Regions from separate parts of the Homo sapiens genome. Here region 1 is linked to region 2. A link is a loop called in an ENCODE intact Hi-C map of the cell type or tissue named here. Cell type or tissue: OCI-LY7. All regions are shown on one strand.

Region 1 (8,000 bases), 1.1 Mb after region 2:
ATTTTAGATTGTTCAGACTTAAGAAGTAACATTTCTTTCCAAGGAGGTCTAAACATATGTGTGTTTTATTTTTTAATAGCCCCAGTTCTTCACATTTTAATTAATCAAACAAAACCTGCAATTTAAGAAATATCTAGAAATGATTGGTCCAATTGTCCTCCTTTGTGCTCACGTCTCTCATGGAGGAAAGTCAGGATTCACTGTGGTTATGAAAGGAATCTGTACAATATATTTACCTTCTGTAAAATACTTGGATTAATATTGTTAAGCATCTCTAGGGAACATGGCATTCAATTAGTTTTTATTTCTTGTCATCTCTCACTAGAGAAAGAGCGCACACTTCTGTTTCCCTGAGGAGGTAAACTTGCTTGAAAAGTAAAATTTCCATTAAAATCTCTAATTTGGCTTTCTTAAATATAAATCTATTTTTGTTACATTTTAAATAGTCTTAAGGCTAAGTGACTAATGAGTACAGTAATAATATATCATTCTCTTTTATTCATCTGAAAATTATACTGTCTCGAGAGACCTGAGTTTTGTGTGTTTTGATTTTATTTCTTACTAAAAGACTTCTCTGTGATTGGAGGGAGCTGCAAAGCTGAGGCAAGTGTGGGACTCAGGGGACCCTGCGTGGATTTGCAGAGGAATAAGAGACTTGGTTTCCCATGGGATAGAGAATTTATGTTTAAGCATTGAAAGAGTTCTTCGATGTGCGAGGTGTTATGCGGAGTGCTTTAGTTGCACTATTTCATTTATTCCTCATAATCCTAAGGGATAGTATCCCCATTCCTATTTCTGTGAAAATTGGAAATCTAAATATGGATGAGGAGTGCTTTTTAATGAGAACACCCCATTTCCCGGCCATGACAACTGCATGTTTGCTCAGAAGTGTGGAGTTGCTGGGTGGGATGCTAAGATGACATACTGTTTCTTTTTTTTTTTTTTCTTTTATGGACTTGCAGTTTGAAACAGGCAGTAGAGCCCAGAAAGTACATATAAGGCACTCAATTGTACTGTTTAACACAAGCTGATTTTTAAAAAGTTAAATTTTCAAGAAGTCTTCCTCTAGTAACTGTCTGGGGGTATAACGTGTTTCATACCCACCCTATTTGATCTCTTCATTGTGAATTTCTTAACACCAGGGCACTGCTTTAATCAAAACCATTTAGAGGCGTTCACTTTAAAAAATAAAAGTTGCAGAAGATTGGGGGTGGCATTTCCCCTGTCGTCATGTGATAGCGAACACCTGAGAAATCTTTTAATGCCCACAGCTCTAGATTATAGGTGTGCCCTTCAAAAGCATCACAGAAAAACAAAAGGGTTACCCACCAGTCAAGGGTTTGGGACATTAACATGCTTTAGTTGAAAGTTATATTATGAAAAATGTCAGAAAAATGCATGAAAGGAAAATTGTTCCATGAGGGAAATACTACTGCTGAAACTCCAAGTGGAAGATGATGTTTTTAATATTCCCTTAGTTCCACATTTGTGTAGTTCTGTAGTGAAACGAGTCATTTAAGAGGGGAGGTGGCCCAGGCTAAAAATAAAGTTTCTTTGAAACCAGATGAGAGTCTAGCTATGCCAAAAATGGAATCCGGACTCTGTTCACTCTCGAGAATGTAAATAAGTAGAATTTTGTGTCACATAAAATAGTCTATGCAAAAAAGGATATTCACTGCCTTTTGTGATAGAGACTAAAATAACCATCAGGAGTATAGCTGTTCTGGGGACTCTGAAGCAACAGTGTAAAATGATATGGTAGTCTAACGTATTCTGATTTAGAAAGATGTCCAAGACAAAGAAAGTGCAGAACAACAAGTACTGCATGATTTCATTTTATGTACAGATGTATGAATATGTGCAGTTACTGGTATATTCATGCATAGAAAAAGAACTGGAAGAATAAACATGAAAATATTAAGTAGAGGGAATGAAAGTTGGAGAGTAAAGGAGGATTTTGGTGGGTTTACTGTGTATGTTTCTCTTTAAATCTTCACACACACACACACACACACACACACACACACACACACACACAATTAATAAAACTATAGAAACAAGGAAAGCAAAGCTTGAAGGTCTCAGTGAAGCTGTATAGTGGTTAAGAGTATAGACTCTGGAGTAAAAACTGCCAGGATTTGAATCTCAGCTCCTTGACTTACTGGCTACACATCCTTACGCAAGTAATTTAACTTCTGTGCTTCAGTTTACTCAAATGAAAGTCAGGATTAAGGGTACTTGTGTCATATTGTTGTTACAAGGATTAAATAAGTAATCCATGAGAGAGCATATAGACTAGTGCCTGACACATAGTAAATATTTAGCATGTATTAATTATTATAAATTATAATACTTAGGCAATGTCTAGCTATATTCAATTCTTTGTGCAAACTTTTTAGTTAAAAATGTTTTTAGTGACAGCGTTAGTGATCATAATGTATTTTTCCAAAGTTTTCATTGTCATTGTTAATGATATTGTCATTTTTTTTTACCTCATGGGTGTTCAGAACTTCACAAAGAAGAATAACAAAAACAGAGTTATCTGATTTTACTTAGAGTGCCATACATTCCACTAGTGGAGTACTCCTGAATTTGCATCTTTGACCATGTAATCTAATGTACATATTACTAGTAAACAATAGAAATGTAAATACATAATGAGGCTTTTCTTTGTTCCTCAGGAAGACTATGACCGTCTGAGGCCTTTATCTTACCCAATGACCGATGTCTTCCTTATATGCTTCTCGGTGGTAAATCCAGCCTCATTTCAAAATGTGAAAGAGGAGTGGGTACCGGAACTTAAGGAATACGCACCAAATGTACCCTTTTTATTAATAGGAACTCAGGTATGTCTGGTTTGATTTTCTGCATTTTAGAATAAGCTCTTTGGTCTGTCGTAGAGGCTGCTCTCAGACAAACAGTCCCAAAGCTGAGCAAATGATGTAAGTGTTTAATCTCAGCTGCAAGTTAATGAGTTCTATCATATTTTTGGAAAAAATTGTGCCAAAAGAAAGCAATTATTTTCCTGGTTTTTAAAAATTAAGTTCTTTTGTTTAATCTTTTTTTGGTATGTGGGAATTAAGTGGGATTACATGCTTTGATTTTTCTTTAAAGATTTGTAATATTATGGGACATTATTGACCTTTCTTAATTAGATTGATCTCCGAGATGACCCCAAAACTTTAGCAAGACTGAATGATATGAAAGAAAAACCTATATGTGTGGAACAAGGACAGAAACTAGCAAAAGAGGTAATGGAACACTCACAGAATTTAAGCATGAATGTAAAAGATGCTAAGATAACAATAGAAGCTAATTTTATTGTGTATTTACTGTGTGCCAGGTGGAGTGCTTTACATGCATTATCTCATTTAATCCTTGCATGAACTCAGTGAGGTAGGTCTGTTTCCCCTGTTACACAGAAGAGACAGTGGAGGCTGGGAGATGTCAGATAATTCGCCCAAGATCCTGCAGGTAATAAATGGCAGAGTTGGGTTTCAGTCCAAAGCCTGACTCCTGGGCCGAGACTCTTACACCTTTGCTACATTGCCAGTGATATTTTCCTAAAAAGTCACATATGGAAAAAAGCATCGGAAACACGTGTCACTACTTTCAACCCTTCTTCATTACTTAAACAGTTGCACTGTGCCAAATCAGCTCTGTCTTAAGACTCATTGAGTTAGACAGTGGAGCCACCTAGGATGACAGTTTAAATTTGTGGTTAAAACCAAAAAATGATGACTAGGTTTGAAAAGAAATGTGTTGAAATTTCTCCAATCTTTTTATGAAAAGAGGATAGAAAATACAAAAATTCTAAAAATATATGTAACAGTGATGCATGCAATACCTTGTAGCTTATCTTCCTTCGTGCCCCAAAGATAGGTTTACTTTTTCCCCTTTTTTCCCATTTGGCCTTAACATTATTGGATTCTATTTTTTAAATGTTGTGATTTCAATAGGACTTTTGTGGAAACAGAATCCATATATGGTCTTTTTTTTTTTTTTTTTTTTTGAGACGGAGTCCCACTCTGTGGCCCAGGTTGGAGTGCAGTGACGGGATCTCAGCTCACTGCAAGCTCTGCCTCCCGTGTTCATGCCATTCTCCTGCCTCAGCCTCCCAAGTAGCTGGGACTACAGGTGCCTGCCACCACACCCGGCTATTTTTTTTTTTTTTTTTTTTTTTTCATTTTTAGTGGAGATGGGGTTTTACCATGTTAGCCAGGATGGTCTCGACCTCCTGGCCTCATGATCTGCCCACCTCATCCTCCCAAAGTGCTAGGATTACAGGCATGAGCCACCGCGCCCGGCCCATATATAGTCTTTTAAAATGTAGTATCAGGAGGCAAAAGAAAGCAAGAAAACTTTCTGGAGGACAGTTTTTCCTAAAGCAAAAAATAAATGGCTTTACTAACAAATCACTTCAGAAATTCCATGTATTCAGTTTTGTAATCTTGGGGAGAGAAGGAATTTCTAAATGTCATAAAGATAAAAGCCATAAATGAAAATATTAATGATTTCACTGCATAAAAACTTAATACCACATCAAATGCCAGAAATAAAATGAAAAGTCATATAACCTGAGATGGATGGCAGAAAAATGGGTTAACATCCTTAGTATACAGGAACCTCTTGCATATGAGTTAATCAGAAGCAGCCACAGATACCAATAGAAAAATGGGCTAACAATGAAAAATTCACCCCCCAAAATGCAGATTGCCATTGAAGATAGGAAATATGTTCAAACTTATTAGTAGTCAAATGTAAGCTCAATTTGCACCTATAGAATTGGCAAAAAATGAGAAATTAATTATAATACCCGTGTAGTAAAATGGACACTCTGTTGTACTATTGGTCATTGAATCAAAGCAGTCTTGACAGTATGCAAAATCCTTAAAATCATGGACACTTTTGATCAAGCAATTCCATATGTAAGAGTTTATCCTAAGCAAATCATTAGGATGTTGGTCAAAGTGTACAGTGTTAGGAGGAATACATTTTTTGAGATAACACTGCACAACATGGTAACTACAGTTAATAATGGTGGTGCTGGGCACGGTGGCTCACACCTGTAATCCCCGCACCTTGGAAGGCTGAGGTGGGTGGATCGTTTGAGCCCAGGAATTCGAGACCAGCCTGGGCAACATGGTGAAACCCCATCTCTACCAAAAAAAAAAAAAAAAAAAAAAAAAAAAAAAAAAAAATTAGCTGAGCATGATGGTGCATACCTGTAGTCCCAGCTACTTGGGGGGCTGAGGAAGGAGGATCACTTGAGCCCAGGAGGTGGAGGTTGCAGTGAGCCGAGATAGTGCCATTGCACTCCAGCCTGGATGACAGAGTGAGACCCTGTCTCAAAATAAATGAATAAATAAATAATGGTGGACTGCGTATTTCCAAATTGCTAAAAGAGTAAATTTTAAATGTTCTCACCACACAAAATGATAAGTATTTAAGGTGATAGATGTTAATTATGTTGATTTAATCATTTCACTCGTGTGTGTGTGTGTATATGTATATATAGAGAGAAAATATTGCTTTGTACCTTATATAAAATTATAATTTGTCCATTTATAATATTTAATAATAAAAGTAAATTATTAGGGACGTACTTAGAGCTACAAAGATGCTGAATTGTTTATAATGGCAAAAATTCCCTGCATCTATTAAAACTTCATACTATCTGTTAAGATTTCATATTTATTATGTAGCTAAAGGGAAAAAAGTAGTTGCAAAACAGTATGATCTCATTTCTAGACTCATCAGCATTTGGCACAGTTGCGTCCTTCCTGAAACTTTCTTCAGTTGGACTCTCTTGGTTTTTCTCCCCTCTCATTGGACTCTGCTCCATCTCTTTACCTCCTTGGTCCCTGGTTGGAGGGCCCCAGTGATGAGCACTCAGCTTTGTGGATGTCTTCTTCTATAGCTACACTCCCTAGGCCTAAATGAGCTTCTGTCAGTCTTGTAGCTTGCACAGTCTACAACCAAAGATTCCTGGATTTCCATCTCCAGCCTGGACCTCTTTCCTAAATTCTCAATTTGGTTATCCAGCTGTTTACTCAACAAGTCCATCTACATGGCTGAGTATCTCAAAATTAACATGTCTAAGATATGATTCTTCTTTTACCCTCCAAGCCTGTCCTCCCAGTTACTCAGGTCAGAAGCCCTCAGCTGGGTGCAGTGGCTCACACCTGTAATCCCAGCACTTTGGGAGCCCGAGGCGGGCAGAATTACCTGAGGTTGGGAGTTGGAGACCACCCTGACCAACATGGAGAAACCCCATCTCTACTAATACAAAATTAGCTGGGTGTGGTGGCACATGCCTGTAATCCCAGCTAGTCAGGAATCTGAGGCAGAACCGCTTGAACCCAGAAGGCAGAGGTTGTGATGAGCCAAGATCGAACCATAGTACTCCAGCCTGGGCAACAAGAGTGAAACTGTCTCAAAAAAAAAAAAAAGCCCTGAAGTCGTACTTGACCTTGCTCTTTCTCCCATACCACACATCTAGCCTTCGGCACAACATACCTTCAGAACATATCCAGAATCCAGACACTTTTTTCTAACTCTTCCCTCTATCACCTGGTTCAGACCTCCTCCATCTCTGGCCTGCTTTACTGGAATAGCTTCCAACTCACCTTTCTGCTTCTGTCTATGCCCCATGGTCATCTGTTCTCAACACAGCAGCCAGAGTAAGTCTTAAAAATGTAAGCGCAATCATGTCACTGCTCTGCTCAGAATCCTCCAGTGGGTCCCCAGCTCAGACTAAACGCCAAAGTCCGCACAGTGGCCTACAAGCCTCTGTTCCCTCTCTGCCTTACTCATTGTTCCCCAGGCCTCCTGGTCTCCTTTGTTGTTCCCTCAAAGTTCTACCTGAGAACCTTTGTACTTTTGTTGTTCCCTCTGCCTGGAATGTTCTTCCCTATGGACATGATTCATTCTTTCACTCTTTTCAGGTCTCTGCTCAAATACCACATCCTCAGTGTGATCTTGTTCCTTGACTGCTCCAGGCATGCTCCTGCATCAGGATCTATCTGCCTGGAGCTCTTCCCCTAGGTATCCCTCACTGCTCAAACTTCCCCATTGAGAAGCCTCCCCGGACCCCCACTACCATTGTCCTCAGCACTCCCCGCCTCCCTCACTCTGCTTTTTCCCCACAGCATTTGCAACCATCTGCTCTGTATTCCCTCCCCTGTGCCTCTTACCCAGCAGATGTCAGCACATGTGGACGCCACACAGCAGGGACTCTGCTCTTTCGTTCAGTTCACTGACATATCCCCAGGACCTAAACAGTGCTTGACATATAGTAGATACCCAGTAAATATGTGGTGAGTGAAATAATTTTTCATAGAAAGTCTGGAAGGACATATACTAGTATTTTAAAATCCCCTCTGGGGTTATGAACATGGATGATGAATGTATTCTTTTTGCATAGCTGTATTTTATAATTTTCTTTATAATGATGTGTTTATGTCATGCCAATTGTATAAACATGATCTTATATATTTGTGATTTTTTTTCTCCCTCCCAGATAGGAGCATGCTGCTATGTGGAATGTTCAGCTTTAACCCAGAAGGGATTGAAGACTGTTTTTGATGAGGCTATCATAGCCATTTTAACTCCAAAGAAACACACTGTAAAAAAAAGAATAGGATCAAGATGTATAAACTGTTGTTTAATTACGTGAGAAACATCTTCAGTGGCCAAGGAAACTGTCCATTTCTCTCAGAAAGCAAATGAAATGCTACAGCTATACCCAGACCTTTTATAGGTAATGAAGCAGTTCAAAACTTGAAAGAAAACAAAACCTGTCCTCAGAATTCTATAAAGTGTATTAAGAATGTTCCTTAAAGGTTTAAGAAGCAGTAAGCAGCATCTGAAGCCACAATCTATTATAAATACTTTATTTCAACTAGAAGGTACAATCTCTCAGGGGTTTCATAGTTTAAAAAGCTACAATCACATCATGTTGTAACTACGTAAAAAACAGAGCTGTAAATGGAACTGCT
Region 2 (8,000 bases):
ATGCAGAGATATAATCAATCTCAGTACACGTCTTTAACCTTTCCCAAAGAGCTATAACTCATGTTTAGTTAAATACCAATCACATTCTCCATTACAAAGAAAAATACTCTTCATCCTAATTTGAATAAATGAATTTGGTTTTAATACATTTATATGTGTTTCTAAATATAAGATAGCTAAGTCTTGGCATACTGGTGTCTTTTGCTTTAAGAACTTTTCACCTAGTACTATAGCATTCATAGATCTTCCTATGAGAATATCCAATATTTGGTTCTGAATGTTTTTAATTCTTGTGTTCAAACAGCTGTATGGGGTTGTAGAGCTTGTTAAAAAAATTGGTTGTGGTGGGGGGGCGTAAGTTGGTTACCAGTTGTCACCCAAAAATAACAGTTTCTTTTATTAGGGTATTACAAATGCAAATGGTTAATGTGGAATAAACTGTATACTAGGTTTTCGTTAGAATGTCTGAAGCTATCACACAAGGCATTCATCTGCATTCCCTGTTTATGGGGATGAAATACGTAGTCATTTGAAGTCCACAATATGTATACTGTGTTTGTAATAACTGCAGATTTTACAAGCACATTATTCTTTCCATTAGGATTAAAACCTCACCGAATAGCAATTTGTGAAAGAATTCTAGCAGGGCCCAGAGCCCAGAACTCTGACCTCTGATGAGATGCTTGGCAGCAACAAACTCTAGGTCTAGGCAAAACATCTGGTTTGAGTTAGACTTCCTGAAAAAATAGCCCCTGTACTGGGGAAACTGGTATTCACCGAGCTTTGTATATATACTTTGACTGACTTCAACACTGCTATAAGGAAAAAAAAAAAAAAGAAAGAAAAGAAAAGAAAAAGGAAAGAAAGACTCCACTAGAATGCTTGTCAATCATGACAGACTCCTTGGTGGCCCCTCCAGAGTTAAGCACTTTTATTAGCTAGAACAGTCTATTTCTCTCCATTCCTTAAGTACTTTTTTCCACATTATAGTATACAGAAAATACAATAATGTCAAAATAAATTTAAGTTTGTTATTAACAAACAAATTACATTACTTTTAATCACTCCAGGGAAGAAATCACTAAATTTAACTTCATTCTGTTTACATACATGGAGAGAAAAAATGTAAAACATGTTGAGAGTTCCTATAAATTTGGTAAATATTAAAACTCAAAAAAAAATAGCTTCTAACTAGTGTTCCTTTCTTATAAAAATTACAAACTTAAATGTGGTAGTGATGTTTATTGCAAAGAGGTTCTTTCTGTTTTTGTTTTTAATCTTCACTGCAAATCTGATGAAAAACAAAACTCAGAAATTACTCCTCTAATATATACAGAGAGAGACTAGAGAAAAAGTTCTGGGTTAACATACAAATATAAAATAATTTGGAGACAAAACATTCTTTTTAAAGATTCTTCTGCTCATTTTCCTCTTCTGATAAGCAACTTTAGTAGGACAAATGTGGCAATTCGTCCACTGCAATTAACATAAATCTCCAGTTCATTTTAAACCTATCAAAATGTGAGTATTAAATTATTCCAACATTCTTATATACACAGTCTTTCGAAGCAGAGTTCTTACAGGTCAGATTGAAGACAGCCTCAAACTATGAATGGTGCTACAAAAGGAAAAAGCGTTATCTAGCAGGATCTATTAGCCAAAGACTAATGTACAGCCCTAACAGAAGCATAAAAGCAGGATATTACAATGTGGTATTCCCTATCTTGCCTAAGATTTTATTTGAATTTCTAGTAAAAGCAAAAATGTAATCCAATTTACCCCATTGTCAATGTGTAAGATCGTGGTACTGTGAGATAATGACTGGGAGCATGATTCACTTTGAAAGACCTGGGAGAGTTTTGTCAATCTCAGGTGGTGGTAAATTGCCATTTTATCTTTCTATATATCACCTTAATTTAATTATTCCCTTTGTGAGTAGAAGTGTAAACTTATTTAAATTTAGTGTTTTGAAAGAACAGTGTGGAATATAATACAAATTAATAGTTGTACATTTCTTTAGGTACAAATTTACTTTTCCACCCAACGGCACTGTGAAGGACTCCATTGAATAGTAACATGTTATAAAACATCAATCTAATTGTCCAACAAATATCAGCAGTTTGCAAACCCCACTTTTACCACACTTTAGGGAGCAATTTAGGAATAATTATGATTACTTACACTCTGCTTGCAGGTAAAAAATAAAGTCTTATTGACCAAACTCAAGCGATAGTCTGCTCTAAGTTCCTCAGAGTTCTTACAATGCACGAACATTTGTTTGTCTACTTCTCACAAACAGCACGGTTTTTCATGTGTCACAATCATTCAGCAAATTATGAACATTGTTATATCTTAACATTATAAATTTTTAAAAAGCACATTCATATTTCTATCACAAAATCTTGTTTCTATTCTAATTTGAATCAACAGAATAATCACAGAAAGTAAGAAGTAAAAAATTTTACTTCTCCAAGCTTTGTTTCTTGAATCCATAATTTTTATATATTTTAACAAAGTTTTCCTTTGCCAGTTTTGGGTAAATATTATGTAGCTCAAATTTAGCATCTCTTTTCTCCACACTCTTAAAATCTCCTTGTGTACACCCACCACACACACAATTCCTCTACACTTCTTAGTTTGCTATAAAATGTTTTTCTAAGATATTCATTTTGACACAAAAGTTAATGAAGGACATGACAAACTCTTTTCATTTAAATTTAATTTTTAAGAGAATATATTCTGAAATTAAATGCAGATTAATATTAGTAAATTTCTATAAGGGTGAATTTACTTTTCCACTTCAAAACCAGAATAAAGTAAACCAGTTCATTTCAGAAAGAAGGCAGAAGCATTTTTTAAAAACTGTGTAAGAATGTATGCAGCATTATCATACGTATTTATATGTAATCGTATTGCAGGTATGTGATAGTAGATTTAGGAATAGAGTTTTTAGAATAATCATCACCTGGGCTGCCTAAATTATTTTTGAAAGACTGCTTTCCCTTAAACCTGACTGTACAACAATCTATATTTAGGTCAGAGCAAAAACATAAATGTGCGTAACTTGACATGTGTAATCTTTTCATTTTGTCTGATGATGATAAAGAGGAAAGCCATTATCCTAACTCTGAAGGCCACTCAGAGGGAAACCCTCTGAAGCATAGGGAAGGGGACTTCCCTGTCACCCCCCTTCTGATAGGGATAACAAGCAAACATTTTCTCCCTGACACAACTTTGCAATGTATGTAGTTAGTTAAATCCTGCGAGTACAGATTTTTTTAAAGTTGACTTTAACAATAAATAGTAACCAAAAAATAAAAAATAAAAAAATAACAGTGGTGATTTTGTGTTCTAGTAGTACTTTTACCCTGGAATTAAACAGCAAATTTTCTTTCCAAAAGAGCATGTCACTGCTAACCCTGTGCATTTTTGAAAGCTATTGCCACAAAGACACATTTATAAAATAAGCCCCACTTGTTAAAACTGTAACATTGCCACCATCACTACAGTTTCACCTTAGTGACTTAAATAAATATACATAAAGTAATAAACACTATATGTTTTATAGAGTTCTGTGAACCAGAAAAAAAAAATCACCTTACTAAATAACCTCCTGGCAAATGCAAAAGAAAAGCTAAATTTGGTTTGCTCATATTTTCTGAGTCCCCAGAATATAAAAAGCAGTGGGGGAAAGCTTGTTTAACTGAAAGACTTCTGCTTATTTCATTTTCCACACTGGCCTTTCTGGAAAGTAAGGGGAAAAAAAGTATTAAACAGGAAAGAATGAAACAATTAGAAAACGGCAATCAATATATTCTATGTTTTAAGATGACCTTGATAGAAATTTTTCTGCTGACCGAGGTGAGAGACTGAAAATAAGCTCTGTAAGAATCAGACAGGATGGCCTGCTATCCCAGGTGGTCAAATGTCCAGCAAGTAAGTTAACCCTTTTGTTTTCTTGACAGTTAAGTGATGGTAAAAAAAACTTTCCATGCTACTGCTGTTAGATGGTTCTCATGTCAAATGTTTATTCAGAATTGAGGGACAGAAAATATTAATGGCTACTGTCATATAACCAATGTTAAAAAATATATTGTTTCAGACTTGCTAATACATAATGGGCATTTTGTAAAGTTTGAGTATAATTTTCGAGTCATCACCTGGATGCTATCAATAACAACAACACTTATTTTAAATAGCCCCAAATTACATACAGTTGAGTAAATTTTAATTTGTTTTCATTTAAGGTCTTCTAAAGTTGAGGCCAGCATGCTGAAGAAAAATATTAAACTATCTATAACCCTGTGTCAACATATGATGCTACTGGGAATGCTAAGTGAATTAATTTTCCAAGGAAAATTAATTACTTATGACTTACAGTTGTAAAAGCAAACAACGTAACTCTGGATTAGGGCACGTTTAATTTCTGTTTGTAGTAGCGATTAAATTAATTTCATTTAATTCATGGTATGTAATGGAAAGCAGAACAAAAATGAAATTCCAGACAATGGCTGACATAGAAAATGTATATATTTATGAAGCCGATCCAAAAATAAAGGTCATGGATATTAATCACTGGATAATAGACCTGTATTTTTAATGGCTCTATAATAATGGGTTTTTATAGCATCATTTTTGAAAAAGTATTATCAAATAGAAAAGTCTAACACAGAGAAACAAAATATAAAACTGTAACAATATCCTGTAACATCGCCTAATACTCCTCCCTGTCACCCCAAAGAAGGCCACTGGAATAAGGATTTACACATCTTTTATTTATAACTGAATAATTTTTGTCCACACAGATTTGGGAAGCTAAAATTAAAAATACCATTACATGATTTGCGGATGAAGTTCTTAAAATTACAACTTTTTTCCCTTGACACCCAACTACTAAAGTGCTTTGAAAATGGATCATCTGTGATTCAACTGACTGAATTATGCACCTGAGCACTACTAGGACAACAGATTTTGGCCAACAGAGCCCTAAGAATACATGCACAGCTGTGCATATGAAAATATTCACCTTTTATATGCCACCACTTCCTACCTGCTCCAATTAAGCTAGAAGTAATCTTTTTATTTCAAATCTCAACTTCATGGTATAGCTAATATTTTAAGATAAAGAAACAAATCTTGCCTTGATACTAACTGCAATTAAATAGTTTAAAGTAATATAAGAAATGTCATTCTCACGGCGTATGTTAAAAAAATACCCCGACAAACACTTCATGTTCTGGTAAAAACCTAAATATTAACTGTCACTAGCCACCTGGTGAAATCACTGATAGTCTAATTCAGCTAACATTTGGGAGCTGTTGACTTCAAGAGACCAAGAAATTTGACACGTGCATTTAAACTAAAATATTTTCAAGGACTTATGCTTTTAGAAAAAAATGTAGGTGTAAACTTCAGATGAAAAACAGTACAAACACAATGCAAATGAGAATAGAAACTATACTCATACAAAATATGCTTTTCAAAATTTGACTTTTTACAAATTTTAAACTAAATTATTCCCTTTCCTAGTTACAGCTCATATCTCAAAAAGCACTTACTATTCACATATTCTCTTTTAAAATAAAAATTAATTTATGTAATGTCTTTGAGATCAAAGAGAAAATAATATATTCTAAAATCCATTATAATTTTAAACCTATCAAACCAAGGAGAACTTGTGATGTTACTTTGGAGTTTATGAAAATAAAAAATTTTGGCACTGTAGCTTTTAAGGGGATTTTTCTGAACTATCTCTGCAATGTCAAAAGATTAATTGAAGAGAGAAACTTTTCCATTCTGAGAGAAGCTGTGACCTGAGCGTGATTAGAAAACATTTGTTTTATTTTGAAGGGTAAAACTAAATGAAACAACAGAAGCCTCACCCTTTCTGGCTTGTTTTCCTAAAACACAGGATTACCTTTATTTCAAAATGGGCTTCACTCAGCATAAGCCAGACTGAAAGTAGTCTGTTTACAAAATGGCCTAAATTAAGTCTCTTTAGAGTAGGAGGTACATTCAGCTATTTTTCTGCTACTAAAGCTACCCAGAAGACTGAAACATCATCTTGGACCCTCTGACAACTTTATTTCCTTTCACACTTGGCTTCAAAATTAGAACAGTGTTTTAAGAAAAAAGACAAAGACAGAAACAAGCAACCATATCCTTCTTCATCAGAACAAAATCTGTCCTGTTATCCACATCAGTGCTGCCTTACTACATTTTTGAAAACAGAATGCTTTTCAGATTGGCAGTGGAGTCTACAAGAGAGGGAAGAGTTACACCAATACTTCCTTTTTAGAACACACACAAAACACCCTCTACATTCCCTTAAGTCTGAAATGAATTTCAGAAGTCTCTTCAGGTATTTTATTACAACTCACATTCATATTTCAGTAGAATGACTACAGGGGAATCACTAATTTTTTATGTAAACTATGACGTTTTGGCAAATATTATATGACCAACTATAAATCCACAAGTCTCAAATACTAAAGAGTTGGTAATTACATGATGAGAAACAGCTTGATTAGGGGAGAGGAAAGGCAGGCTGTCAACAAACAAACAGCTGTTTCTTATTGCCAACCGATAACCAGATCATGCATCCCAACAAACTACAGAGTTTGTTTCTGTTGTTGCTGCTGTGTTTGTTTTTAAGCATTCTACCCTCTTCCACTCCCACCTCCAAAATACTGAGTCAATTTAGATGTGAACCACAACAGAAGAATCAGATACACAAGGATAACAAGTAAAACACTATAGACTTACAAAAAATTCTGTAGGTAATAACTAACAGAAGTTTAAAGTGTACTTTCCAATTCAACTTTAAATGCCTATCTTTCCCTGTGCAACACGTCCTGTCATTACTATTTATAAGAGGCAGGCAATGGGCCTTCACTTCCTCATTCCTGGATTATGACCACAGCAACGCTGCCACTCTCTCTGATCCTTTGTTTTGGAAGCTTTCCCCATTGGCTGCTTCTGTCCTTCCTTTCAGCAGAAAGGAATGAACATGCTTATACCTGACAGGTGTGAACTAAATGACCTTGAGGGTCCCTTGTAACCTGAAATTAAATGATTCAGTGAATATTTGATAAGGTTAGCATATGAATAAACAACAGGAATAAACAGGACCTTAACATCAAAGGTTTAAACAAAGAACTACTAAAGTGAATGAAATTTTTTTGATTTCATGAAGTGAAAACACTTTCACATATGCACCTTGAGGCACTTCCATGTCTAATTTTTTTCCCTTTAACACTCCTTCAGAAAACATATCGGTATCCTTATCTTATTTTCCAAGAAGGTAAAATTACTTTCCCAAGGTGACATGACACATGAGTAGCTAAACCAAGGTCCATAGCTCACTTTGGGGTCCAGGGCTCTGTGTTCTTTCCACTAAACCACACTGAACAAGGATGGTGCCAGTGAAAATGTTTCTGAAATTTTAGTTTAAAGCAGGCTCCTGTCTATGTAAGATCTTTATCTCTCAGGGAAATTTTCACTAAACACACCCTGAATAACCCAACGGCAAGGATGGGCATAGGTCAATGAGCATAGTTATGTGCCCAAGGTATGACTAACCAAGTATTCTAATCTAGAGTCCAAATTTCCTTTTACAAACTTAATGATAAACATTAAGTTTGTAAATTTATCCACAAGAAAACACGTCCTGGCTCACTGCCAACTTCCATGTTCCATTTTATTCACAATCATGCCCTGATCATCTAGCTGACTGGGCTGGATGTCTTCTGCATTCTGCTGCCATCACTGGGTCAGTGTTCAGTTAATGCTAATTCTGGTAGCATGCCCGTAAATTTGTATTTTGAAAAACTAAAAAAAGTTGCTTAAATTTGTCAACACATATCCGACTAGGTTTCAAATCGTAAAAGAGGTTTGGATCACTTTTTTAAAAGGCTGGTTGTATTTCACACCATATGAGGGGGGTTCTGAATGAGGAACTAGGGAACAAACCACCTCTTCAAAAGGCAGCTCACAGAAGG

What was found. A loop is a pair of places that touch in the nucleus more often than their neighbours do. Peaks named below come from ENCODE experiments on the same cell type or tissue, not always from the same donor. Only the 100,000 strongest peaks of a DNase experiment are listed, where the experiment ranks them.
Region 1: it touches region 2 in a loop (6-fold over the local background); 2 of 110 quality-filtered maps call a loop at or near these places.

The regions. Positions count from the first base shown.
Region 1 is chr2:46,573,406-46,581,405 of GRCh38, forward strand. It overlaps RHOQ (ras homolog family member Q), which reads left to right. Exons shown (of 5, transcript NM_012249.4): 3 at 2,682-2,846; 4 at 3,156-3,251; 5 at 7,523-8,000. The coding sequence ends at 7,678. PIGF (phosphatidylinositol glycan anchor biosynthesis class F) reads right to left here. Exons shown (of 6, transcript NM_002643.4): 6 at 7,532-8,000. It overlaps RHOQ-AS1 (RHOQ antisense RNA 1), which reads right to left and starts at 6,833. Exons shown (of 2, transcript NR_104182.1): 1 at 6,630-6,833. In OCI-LY7, a CTCF peak has its summit at 3,683; DNase peaks (open chromatin) are centred at 1,256, 1,596, 2,066 and 2,626; H3K4me3 peaks cover 3,642 bases; H3K27ac peaks cover 4,128 bases.
Region 2 is chr2:45,452,446-45,460,445 of GRCh38, forward strand. All of the region lies in intron 16 of SRBD1 (S1 RNA binding domain 1), which reads right to left. Among named protein-coding and RNA genes, the nearest start is that of SRBD1, 150 kb to the right of the region's middle. In OCI-LY7, no CTCF peak of the experiment used is centred here; DNase peaks (open chromatin) are centred at 3,126, 3,656, 4,966, 5,306 and 3 weaker places; H3K4me3 peaks cover 4,125 bases; H3K27ac peaks cover 8,000 bases.